2 separate regions of the Homo sapiens genome follow, and region 1 is linked to region 2. Evidence: chromatin contacts called from ENCODE Hi-C or POLR2A ChIA-PET data. All regions are on one chromosome and are shown on one strand. Each heading gives the region's core, a stretch centred on a gene start or an enhancer-like site at or near the end of the contact. The rest is flanking DNA. Distances are from core to core; before and after follow the strand shown. Region 1 overlaps LINC01091 (long intergenic non-protein coding RNA 1091). Region 2 overlaps LINC01091 (long intergenic non-protein coding RNA 1091).

Region 1 (6,031 bases), core at 19-2,518, 36 kb after region 2:
ATGTTTTAATGTTATCAAGAGTGAACACTTACTATGCTTTTTAAATGCCAATAACTGTTCTGAGCATCCTGGATATGTTAACTCATTTAATCTTCATGATGTGCACATGAGACAGCTACTATTATTATAATTTCTATTTTAAGGTTGAGGAAACTAAGTCAATAGAGAGGTTAAGTAATTCACCCAAAGTCACATAGCTGGTGAGAGGCAAAGCTAGCTATGACTGCAGAATCTGTGCTGTTAACCACCATACCACCATCTGTGCCTTTTTACAGTTGCTAGATAAATCTTTTGTGATCATCTCTTATCATAAGAAGGGGTAAAAATTATTGGATTGGATGTATGCTGCATTGTTCATATTGCATAGACAGTGATGGAGAGTTTTCTCCAACTGTGTAAGTCTGTTTTTTGTTCTGAATATACAGCTTGCGCCACTACAACATCACTTGACATACTCTCTAATATCACCATGCAGATTCATCGTCATCCTGTCTGTCGTGTGAATAACTCATAGCCTCAAGATTAGCACAATAAAAAGATTCTTAATAAAACAACATGAGATTCTACTCAAAGACTTGAAGGAAGCTGATCTCATGTCCATTAAACTGCTAGTTGGATCTGTTTGAAAAACTTCCAAAGGGTTAGTATATGTGTTTCAGTGCAGTGTAACGAAAATTCAGGACTGGTGGGGGATTTAGTAAAAGTTAAAAGAAAAGAGAAGTTAAAATCTGAAGCAAAGCAGACTTTTCAGAAACAATTTCTTGTTCCTCAGTTATATGGAGCCTTCATATGTAGAGAAAGGTTAACCTTAGATAGAGCTTGCCCTGCATATCAGTAATCTTTATTATTGAGACACAACAACTTTATTTCATAATCATTTTCTTCCGGCCAACCAGCTGTGATTACTCAAGGAAGATTAACTAAAACCTGATGGATTTCAGCCCCTATTCAGCAATGCCAGCCAAATACTATAATTACACAGGATGCAGGCTGAGATAATGTCGACCTTGTACTTAGAGATTGTCCTAGATAAGTTGAACGGTCAGATTTGCAGGTCGGGTTTTTCAATCACTGGGGCTGTATCTGTAAAGGGAAAGAGACAGCAAAAGAGGAAGAAAAGCAAGCAAAAGACCTCTCATCATTTTAGCCATCCTGAAAGAAAGCATTTAATAAAGACAAAGACTTCAACAGATAGGAGTGGGTTCACCAGTGCAGATTTTAGAGGCTGTGTGGAGGATGTATCGTTCCTAAAGTAAATGTAATTTCTGCCCCTCCTGAGTCCATGTATTATGTGGATGGGGCGTGTGGGAGCCTTTCCATTTGGCAGTTTGCACGGCACGCTGCTGATGTTATGAAATTTACATTAAGTTGGAAAAACAGTCTTTGTCATACCTTGTCCTTTTGGAGGAAATGGATTTCCTTAACAAGAGCACCACTTTATTTCCCCTATGAATTCAGATATGGAACACATTGCTGCATGGCGTTCTACCAAATAGAAAGGCTGCTAAGGAAGGGCTTATTATTCTAAAAATTTTAATGACCCAGAAGCAAAATATTTTTGGTCCTTATATTGTAGACATAAATGCTTAAGTTCAGATTTCAAGTGCCAAGACCTCTGAGATATTACTGTTGGAACTCAACCAAAGATGAGGGATGCAGGAGGTATTTGTTAATGGTTAATGAATAATTCCCTAAATCATTTGGTTATTAACTAGTTCAAAATGCCTCACCTCTAGATCTTTGTAATTTTATTAAACTACGCAAAAGTTTCCCTGCTTTAATAAACTTTAAGTTAAATGTGAAAATATTTTACATATATCAAATGTGCTTTCCTTTTAGTTTAATGATTTCTGAAATGCTGCATATTCAGACCTTTGTGCCTTTGCCCATGGTCCTTCTTTTTTAAGGGATAGCTTCGTTCCTACTCATTTTCTCCTAGTGAACTCCTATTCATTTTTCAAAGCCTACATCAGGACAATATGTTTTTGTTATTTTTATTACAATGTTTCTTTTTCTTTCTTCTAGTAATTAATTGCTCCTTCCCCTTTGGGTTCATGGTATAATATTCCTTCCTCCATTATACTGTGTATCACGTTTTATTACTATTATTATTTTTATTAGTTAATTGGCCATTTCTCCAGCTAGAGCTCTTTAAGGACATTGATGGTGGCTTATTTTTCCTTTGATCACTAGCATAAAAGAACCAGGAACATGATAGGCATTTAATAAATGTTTTTTTGAATGCATGAGTGCATAAGTAAATAGTGAAACAGGTTATTCTAAAGAAACAGGTTAGTTTTTAGAATAGCTGCTAAATTTTTGATCTTTCAAAATATCAAAGAAGATTGTGTTTTTAATATGTAAGGCCAATTGTAGACTCGGAAGCTACTGAAAGATGATATTGCTCTTTTTTTTTTTTTTTTTTTTTGAGACGGAGCCTTGCTCTGTCGCCCAGGCTGGAGTGCAGTGGCGCAATCTCGGCTTACTGCAAGCTCTGCCTCCTGGGTGCACGCCATTCCCCTGCCTCAGCCTCCGGAGTAGCTGGGACTACAGGCGCCTGCCACTGCGCCCGGCTAATTTGACATTGCTCTTAAAAGTATGTTAGAACACTTCCTTATTCTTCATGCATCCATAGAGAAAAGGAAAAGTCTTCTTAACTCTCCGGAAGAATTAATCAGAGGAGCATTTCTAACTTCTTTCCACCCACTCACTCACTCTCCTTCCACTGACCATTGAAAATGGGGGAAGAAAAAAGGTACGGTTGGCTCAAGGTTTTCTGGATCCTCCCCAAGTTTCTTTGGCTCTGCTGTTTACCTTCTGGCAGTCGCAACAGAGGAAACCAGCATCTTTAGATGAGTGAGTGCTATGGATTGAATGTGTCCTCTCAAATTATTGTGTTGGAAACTTAATTGCCAATGCAATAGGGTAGGGTCTGATGGGAGGTTTATAGGTGGAAGGGACTAATGCTGCTATAGAAAGGTCTTGAGGGACTGAGTTATATCTCTTCAGCTTTTCTGCCATGTGAAGACATAGAGTTTGTCTCTCCCTTGCTCTTCCTTCTTCTGCTGTGTTAGGATGCAGCAAGGAAACCCTAATCAGATACTGGCATCTAGATCTTGGACTTTGCAGCCCCTAGAACTGTGAAAATACAGTTTTAGTGGCCTGGTGTGGTGGCTGACACCTGTAATACCAGCACTATGGGAGGCCGAGGTGGGCAGATCATGAGGTCAGGAGTTCAAGACCATCCTGGCCAACATGGTGAAACCCTGTCTCTACTAAAAATACAAAAGATTAGCCGGGTGTGGTGGCGGGTGCCTGTATCCCAGCTACTTGGGAGGCTAAAACAGGAGAATTGCTTGAACCCAAGAAGCAGAGGTTGCAGTGAGCCAAGAAGAGGCCATTGCACTCCAGCCTGGGCGACAGAGCAAGACCCTGTCTCAAAAAAAAAAAAAAAAAAAAAAAAGAAAAGAAAAGAAAAGAAAATACAGTTCTGTTCTTTATAAATTACCCAGTGCATGGTATTCTGCTCTAGCAGCACAAAAACAACTAAGGCAATCGGTATTTTCAATGTAGGGTATATTATTAGGCCTGCAGAAGAATGTGGCTTAATCAGTAACCTAAAGCTGTTCATTTTTATTGATAACAAAGGTAATACTTGACCTTAATTTATCTGACTCCTATGTTCATCTTTACTAAGCATCCAATCTCAGGTAGGGGAAAGGAGGCATTAATTATTGTTCCCTACTACTACCAAATAAATCCAAAATAATGTCTCTAGTTGTACATTCCCAGAATATTGTGGAATTACAAAATTTTAGTGAACTCTTACTATGAATACACTGTAATTAATTCAAATTTAATATTTTAAATTACACAGTTGAGGCAGAGATACCAAACAATCTTATTTACTAAAAAAATTATTTGAGAATCACTTAATCGTCAGCCTTTTCAGAGAATGACGTCAGGCACGTAGGACTTGTAGAGGTCTAAACCCTCATCCAGTACAAGTGTTGAATAGAGACCACATTCTGGTTGAAGACACTAAGCCATCTTATTTCAGCCTGAATCTAGTAATCAGAAGCTCACTAACTCTTGATGCCTCCTGCTTGCTAGTTAGATAACTCCAAAGATTAGAGAGTACATTATTTTATTGAGTAATTTTTTTCTTTGTAAATTTTTCTAATTGTACTCTCTGGTGGAATATAAGCAAATCTATTTTATATTTTTTCCACTATAAATCTTTAGATTGTAATGTTATTTCTTTGAAATCAGGGACCATATATCTTTCATATGCATATCCTTTCTCTGCTTAATATTAATATAAAAAACATCTTTTGAGCACTAGGCACTGTGCCTGGTGTTTGTCATAAAAATGAATAAGATATGATTCCTTTCCTCAGGAAGGATATACAAAAAAAGGCTATACAAAGTATATACAAAGAAATGCATACAAGCTGTGGTATAAATTGCTGTAATGGAAGCATGTACAAAATGCTAAAGGAAGCTAAGAGAGCATCTAATATGGCTTAGGAAAAGAGGCTGACCTAGCTATGGAGAAATTTTTTGGGTGAGTCTTAAAAGAGAAATTTTCCTGGCAGAAAAAGAGGGGAAGAATTTTGGAGTCAGTGAGATCAGCATGTCCAAAGGCACAGAGGAAAGAAAGTTGGCAGCACACATAGTAAACATCAGTGTTCAAGGTTGCTGAAGTGAGTGAGTGTGTGGAGGGTGGCAGAAGAGCCCACAAATGAAGGTGCTTAGAACATGAATGGCTTCCTATAACCTGCTAAGGATGTGGGTATTGACTTAAGGAAAGAAAAGCCACTTTAAGATGTAGAATAGGAAAGTGGCTATGTTACATATATTAGAAAAATCACATAAGCAGTAGTACAATGGAAATGTGATGAAATTAAAAGCAGGAAGATCATTTAGAAAGTTCTTGTTTGCTTGTTTGTTTCTCTTTGGATTTTTGCAATCATACAGATGACTGCTGAATAAGGGACAGTGGGAATGGAGATTACAAATAAAAGATGGACACGAAGGATATTTAGCATGTAGAGTATATAGAATTTGTGGTTGGATAAAGGTGGGATGAGGGACAAAAGAGATTTAGGAAATAAAAGAAGTTTGTACAGGTTTGTTTCTTCGGGGTTGTTCAGGTGAAAAAAAGTTCAGAATAATACAAGCACTAAGGCATGAATCTTCGAAGAGAGTTCCAAGACTGATAATATTATAGAATTGGGAACCTCTAATATATGAGTAGTACTTGAACCATAGAAGTGTGCAATGCAAGAATATGCCATGATTAAGACGCTGGGGAACATTGGCACTTCAGAGCCTATTACAAGAGAAGGTCAGCAAAGCAGACTTAGAAGAATTGCTCAGAGAGGTAAGAGGAAAACCAAGAGAAATTAGGGCTATGGAGGCCAAGAATGAAGAGATTTTTCTGGAAGTAGGGAGAAGTCATCACTGTCAGAGGACATCATTTCATGCCTGTGAAATTCCTTGTGGAAAGATACAGGTAAAATTTAAAGAAAAAAAGAGACACCATCTAAAAAGTTTAAAATACCAGTCTAATAGATTGATACAACTTTAAAAGCAATTAATGAAAAGAATAAAAAGATAAAAAGGTCATGTTAAACAAGGACTGATACATTTCTGGTGGATTTCTTGATGAAGTCATTATCGACACTCTTACACAAGAGTGATTTGAGTGAGTTGAAATGGTCAAATAAAGAGCAGAGATGCTGTATTACAGATAGTGGCTGAGCTAGAAGATATTACATCAACGAATATATAAAGACTGTAAAAAGAATTGAGCTCCTTAAGGTCCTTTATTTGTCTATTTTATTTAATATTTTGCCTTTTCTCCTTTTGAAAAAAATTACACCAAACAGATTTTAATACCATACTACATATTAAGATAGGAATATTTGAATCAAATACCCACAGTATATTTCTTTTATGGATATGTTTTAAAAATCTCTTTTCACTGATTCTGGGGAACCAAGTAAAATTTGCCACTGTCTCAGTC
Region 2 (5,939 bases), core at 3,184-5,683:
TCATTCAAGTGATGCTTGTTTCTGGGGGGCAGTCAGCTATATATATGGTTATATTCTTAGAATCTGCATGCAAAAAAGATGTCCATTCAAGTAACGAAGACAAATATTTTTAAACTCTGGCCCAAGTCATTCTTCTAGGCCCAGGGTATACTTCACTTTTACTATGAATTCCTCCTCATCCCTCAGCTTCTGTACTTGAGAAGCTTTCAAACACCTTTGTTATAGCACTCATCGGTTATGATTTATGCATACATTTTTTCCATTAGACTCTGAACTCCTCAGGGATAGAGACTATCTATTATTTGTCTTTTAAAATTTTGAACTAGTTTTATTTTGTTGTCAAATACAAACACAGAATTGAATATTTGTAACAAAAAAGTTTGAATTTCTCTCTCGTAATAATTTCTAAGAGGAAACTGTCATTTTTTATTCCTTCTCCAGATGTAATTATTGACAGCTTATTAAGTAAAGTAGCATTTTCTTAGCAGTGACAGGTATGACTTTTGTCTTTTGAGGCTGTCTATAATATTAATATCTTATAATGTGAGCACATGAATCCATAATTGTCCAAATGAAGAGTTCAAGAATAAATTACTTGATTTAGAAAGATTCAGAAGAGCTTGAGTCTCTGGAACTGAAGTCCACCTCAGGTTTACATTTTGCCTCATAATCTTGGCTTTTAGAATGCATTTAATGCGTGAGAATAATTACTGGGTACCAATCACTTCTTTGCTTAGATTATTTTATGTACTTTGTGCATTAGATAGTTTTACTATTAGTTCTATGAGTGAGGTAGCTTTGAGGGATTATGTAATGAGCTTTAGATAATATAGGTGGTAAGTGGTCCTACCACTTTCCTTAAACAAGGAACTGTGCTCCCTTGCCTCCTTTTCTACCCCTGAGCTTCTCTCATCACTCCCTGCACCCTGTCCCCAATTTATTGACCTCAAATATTTTTCTACCTTGTTGCAGACTGAAGTGAAGGTCTTAGCAGATTTTGGGACACATGGAGTGCAGCAGAGGTTATCATCGCACACTGTGTTTATAGCTTCACTCAGCCAGGGTTTTTTGGCAGTTTTCAGGACCATAGAGGCCTCATTTCAACACAGGAGCCAGTGTAAATACACAACAAAGAGACCACACCTGAGGAGGTTTTTCTGTCTATTTTAGTGACCTTGTTTGTGGCTGTGGGCCACTGGCGATCCTTCTCATCAGTCAAATATTAAACTTCTCTTTCCGAAACTTCCCTTAGGCCTGTCTGAAGATTTTTGGTCCCCATGTTTTATGAAGTGATAAAGATTTTGAGCTTTTCAAAGACAAAGCTGGTATGTATTTTTTAGATGACATTGTCATCATGATTACATTTGCCGTGTAAATTAATTTTTATTTTTTTAAAGAGTAAGTTACCACTGAAGTTCCTCTTCTACTTGATAGTTGTCAGAAGACAAGATAAGTGCTTAGGTTTTGACATTCACAATCTATGTGACAGGAGGCTGATCAAAAGTTGGATTTCTGATACCCGATGAAAGCAATACGGTAGGGCTGGGCTAAATCAGATTGAATAAAGATCTTTCCTTCCTGTTTCTACTGCGGCATGAATACTAATAAGTTAATATGTTTTGGGTGCCCACCAAGTACCCATTTTAGAAGACCTTTAAAGAATATAAGAAATGAGTGACAAGATCCATGCACATGAGGAACTTAATTATTAAGAAAAGATTCTAACAAACTCTGGACCATTAACAGTTTGAAGGCATGGTTTTGCTTTTGTAAACTGAATATGAAAAGATGACAGGAAATAAATGGTTGTAATGTGTAATAAGAGTGGTGGTATTTGAAAAGAGGAAAGCTTGGAACATTTTTGGTTTGGTACACCGACAAATGTTGAGGGGCCTAGCAGATTTGCAAAAATTGAGTCTGGAAATTTGGTTCCCAGTGTGTGAACAGTATGGTCTGAGGGTCTGAGATAATTAGCAGAAATTAATCTTAACTTGCTGGCTTTAGTTTCTAAAGAGGCTGCTGACATGACTTGGTGCTATGCAAGACAAAGTTGACATGTAATGCAAGAGACGTTAATTCTATCTGCCAAAACATTAAAAATATGCTTATTAAATAGAAATAAATAATCGCTACATATGTATATAAAATAACCACAATGAATTTTTACAAGTATTGGATATAAATGAAAAAGTGAAAATTTCATACATCCTGCTTAGATATAGATGAAGCTGTTTTGCATGCTTCTCTTTCTTCAGTATTTAATTAGGAGATTTATCTACCTTATTGTGTAACTTGATTTTATATTTTACGTGTAAGAAGGTGAATCAACTTTTCTGTATTGCAACAATCTTCGTTAACATTTTCAACATGTACTTTCACTTTAGCTGATTTATAATTGCAGCTTCACTGCTTTATTGTCGTGTTTTATTCCTAAAACAATGTGTTTCTATATTTAAGGATGATATGGTGCACAAATGTTGTTAAGCATACAAATTGATGGCATAATTTGCCCTTGACCTTGGATCTTGGTGGTTGCTGGGACACTGAGGAGAGAGCTTTTTTTTGGCCATGTGGGAGACTACCAAAGGCATCAATTTTAAAACTAGACTGGAGCAATTACCATTACATTTATGTTAGAGGTTAACATTTGTGTTATTTCCTCTTATTGCCTGGCTTTACAGAATGTTATGCCCCACTGCTTTTATTAAATCCAGGTAATAGAGGAAATAACAGTGTTATTAACCTCTAACACTGATGAAAAATTAGTCTTAAGTAAAACATGGTTTAAAATCAGAGCCATTGAGCCAGTACTTTAGCTGGTTCCCTGACCAAGCACAGAAAGGCTTTGTATACTCATTGTGCCCATATTCATTATGATAAAAGTAAAACAAAGTATAACACGAAATAAATCTCTGGGGGAAAAAGGGATTTGATTTTAATATGTACTGTATTCTTACTAGTAAATGTTATAGTTTACATGACATTATATAAATAAATATTGATCAGGAGAGTACCACTTTTCTATGATTGAAAGAGGAATTCGTTTTGATAACTTGATTACTTTCACAGAAAAGCACTTAGAAATTTAATATATAATCATTGACCTCATCAGAAGTCACTAGTTAGGTGCTTCCAAACACAACTGTTGTTAAGCTGAGGATTACTTTAGAAAATTTCCCTTTTCTTTTCTTGTTTGCATTTAAAACAATAATTTTTCAAAGTGATTTTTGGGATTTAGGCAGAGTTTGCTTCCCTGGTCATACAATGGTTACACATGGTTTTGTTGGGATGTTTATGCTAATTGAGACCACAAAGTTGTGAGTGAATTTATACATTTTAGGCAAATTAGGAAATATAGACTTAGTCAATACAATTAGAATGATAATTTATTGTAGGAAAATAAGATCTTGGTATCATAGTCTATTGATTATGTAGTTTAAATAACCCTAAATGTATTTTGTATGCTTTGATTAATAAATATTGTATTTAAATTTAATTTTAAAGCAACATATTTCTATTAAGCAATGCATATGTGTATCTAAGTAACTCTAAAGGTTTTTCAATTGTCTGATTTTTAAATAAATCTCTCTGCCTAACATTTATTAGTGAATTGCCAAATTATTTAAAGGTATTTTTCTTTTGTGGAATAAAATGTACCTCTTAATATAAGCATATTGGTTTCTAAATTACTCAATATATTTACCATGATTTTGTAAATAATGAAGTAGTAAAAGATTTCCTTTTAATCTATTATTTTAAATATAGAATTAATATAATTGATTAGAATAAATATCAATGAGAGAGAACATTGTATCTTACATATTTATTCAAAGGATGGTGTTGGGTAACACTAGATTTAAGAGCTTTTGTGTGAATTAAATAAAACTGCACATACAGAAGTGTCTTGTAATTATGTTAACAGTAAGTATTATATTATTCTCATGACTTATAGTGGGGAAGATGTATATAAACTTCACAGTATTCATGGCATTCCTATAGTATAAGTTGTTTAATAGAAAATAACAAAGAAAAGTAGGCATTGTACTTCTTAATCTTTAGGTAAATATACATTCCAGTTGCATGAACAGTCCTATGTAAAGGCTCAACAATCCGTTTACTTTTTAAATTAACAACCACTTCAATGGTTAATTGAGTATTTCTAAGCCAATAAATTACCCTTCAACATTACTGACTGGAAGCTTAGTTAGTATCCAAAACAAGCCTGGCATTAATGAACTCATTCTCCAACAAAAGGAAAAGGAAGCATCAAATCTGAACTTTGGATGTGTTCGGTTCCTTATTCTAAACACATTAGTACACTGTATTTTCCCACTTAGAGAAGCTTTTGTACACTGAGCATGTGGCTGTTTAAATGCCCCAGCGGGACATCCAGAGGCTGCAAAAACGGGAAAAATTATTTGGAACAATTTGCTTTCGTTCAAGGGCAACCATTTTACAGCTGGTTTATTGCTATTCTTGTGCTGTTTAAGCTGTCTTTCGTGTCAAAAGTCCTTTCCTGCTTACAGATCATCAGGAAGCATTCTGCTGCGTGCTGTTTGCCTAAGTTCCTCCAGGGCTCCGGGCCTTTGATCACGGATACCATTTGCAATCTGGTTAAAAATAGGAGGCTGCTGAGATAAGCTTGGGTCCTGGCAGTGAGGAAAAGGCCCTTTCCTTTTTTTTTTTTTCTTTTTTTTAAACTTTGTTATTTTGCTTTTTAGCATGGGAACACATAATTGAAGCAAAGAGGAATAGTGCTTAGAAATTATAGCATGCTTAGAGGTGTAAAAAGTTTGTGTGAAAAAAGGTTATTGGTTATTAAAAAGTTCAGTTTTTTGAAACCAGTGTCATTATTGTAGTAAGTTAAAGTTTTGAACATAATGAGTACATTCTTTTCTTTGAGGTTGACAGAAACAATATTTGCTCCCTTACATTTAAAATACACTACTGGTAGCACAGCTTTCAAGCTTGTACTCCTAAGGATGGCATTTAAACCAGAAGCATATATTTTTTTTTTTTTAGTGAGGAAAAATATATTATTGTTGTTAGCAAACCTAATATAAAAGAACAATAATATATTTAATATTGCTATTAGATAACAAGCATTGTAAGGATAAAGTCAGAATAAAAGACTCATATTTTTTATAATTTTTATTGCTTATCATTTTCTAGTGCTTTCTTAAATTTGTCAACTTATTGAAAACAAAAGCATGAAGATATACATGATTTTTAAATTATAGTTTCTCTCAGAATTTTGATTAACATGATTGTATCAATCTTATGATATAGGAGGATGGTGACTTTCATTATTGTTTGCTTAAGCAACAAGTCAAATATACCACAAGCCAGGAAATTAGAGAATTAATTGGAAATGAAACATAACCTAGATGGTAAAATTGGATACTAGAATATCAACATGATACTCAACGTAGAATATTTACTGTGAAATAAAGTGTACTAGAAGGGATCTTGGGAGTTTAATGAATTTTTCTACCAGTGGGCAATATCATTTATTTGTTAATTTACTCAAATAAAGATCTGCGCAAAGCCAAAACCTATGAAGTAAAGCAGAATAAAAGAGTGCCATCCGAGGCTAAAAACATGTTTACTGTATTGCCACATGCATTCTTGGCAGTTTGGGGTCCTGTGTATATTTTGGAGGGGTAAAGAAGAATTAGTCAAAGGAAAGATTGTGGGAATAAATTTGTAGAATGGAGGGTAGGTGAGGGATTAGAGATGAAGGAATCTGTTTATATGGATTTCAGCATGAAAGAGAGTTTAGAAAGAGAGTTCCTGAAGCTGCAATTGATGCAGTTATGCTGGGCTGGAACAACTTGGGATAGGAAGTGTGGTGGGGAGGCAGAGTGGACTGAACTAAGCTGGCTGGAAGTGAAGTCTGGGATGAAGTTTACAGTGCGAGGCAGAATCAGATGATGGAA

What was found. Hi-C counts contacts between places; a loop is a spot of excess contacts on that map. ChIA-PET counts read pairs that join two places held with the same protein, here RNA polymerase II (POLR2A). Pooled maps may share reads with other maps.
Region 1: a loop to region 2 is called in a map of endothelial cell of umbilical vein, with 4 times the contacts of the local background. The contact joins two enhancer-like sites. A Hi-C loop is called at or near these places in 4 of 168 maps with a recorded cell type or tissue (endothelial cell of hepatic sinusoid, endothelial cell of umbilical vein, heart right ventricle and 1 more) and 1 of 50 pooled maps. POLR2A ChIA-PET finds 5 or more read pairs at or near these places in 2 of 52 experiments (MCF 10A and RWPE1).

The regions. Positions count from the first base shown.
Region 1 is chr4:123,892,248-123,898,278 of GRCh38, forward strand. The region is part of intron 4 of LINC01091 (long intergenic non-protein coding RNA 1091); the gene reads left to right. Among named protein-coding and RNA genes, the nearest start is that of LINC01091, 250 kb to the left of the region's middle. Within about 2 kb of position 1,269, at least 6 of the 41 ENCODE cell types and tissues checked have a DNase peak (open chromatin) inside an H3K27ac peak, as active enhancers do; they include endothelial cell of umbilical vein and heart right ventricle, where a contact is called at or near this core.
Region 2 is chr4:123,852,783-123,858,721 of GRCh38, forward strand. The region is part of intron 4 of LINC01091 (long intergenic non-protein coding RNA 1091); the gene reads left to right. Among named protein-coding and RNA genes, the nearest start is that of LINC01091, 210 kb to the left of the region's middle. RefSeq lists an enhancer at 1,877-5,593. Within about 2 kb of position 4,434, at least 14 of the 41 ENCODE cell types and tissues checked have a DNase peak (open chromatin) inside an H3K27ac peak, as active enhancers do; they include endothelial cell of umbilical vein and heart right ventricle, where a contact is called at or near this core.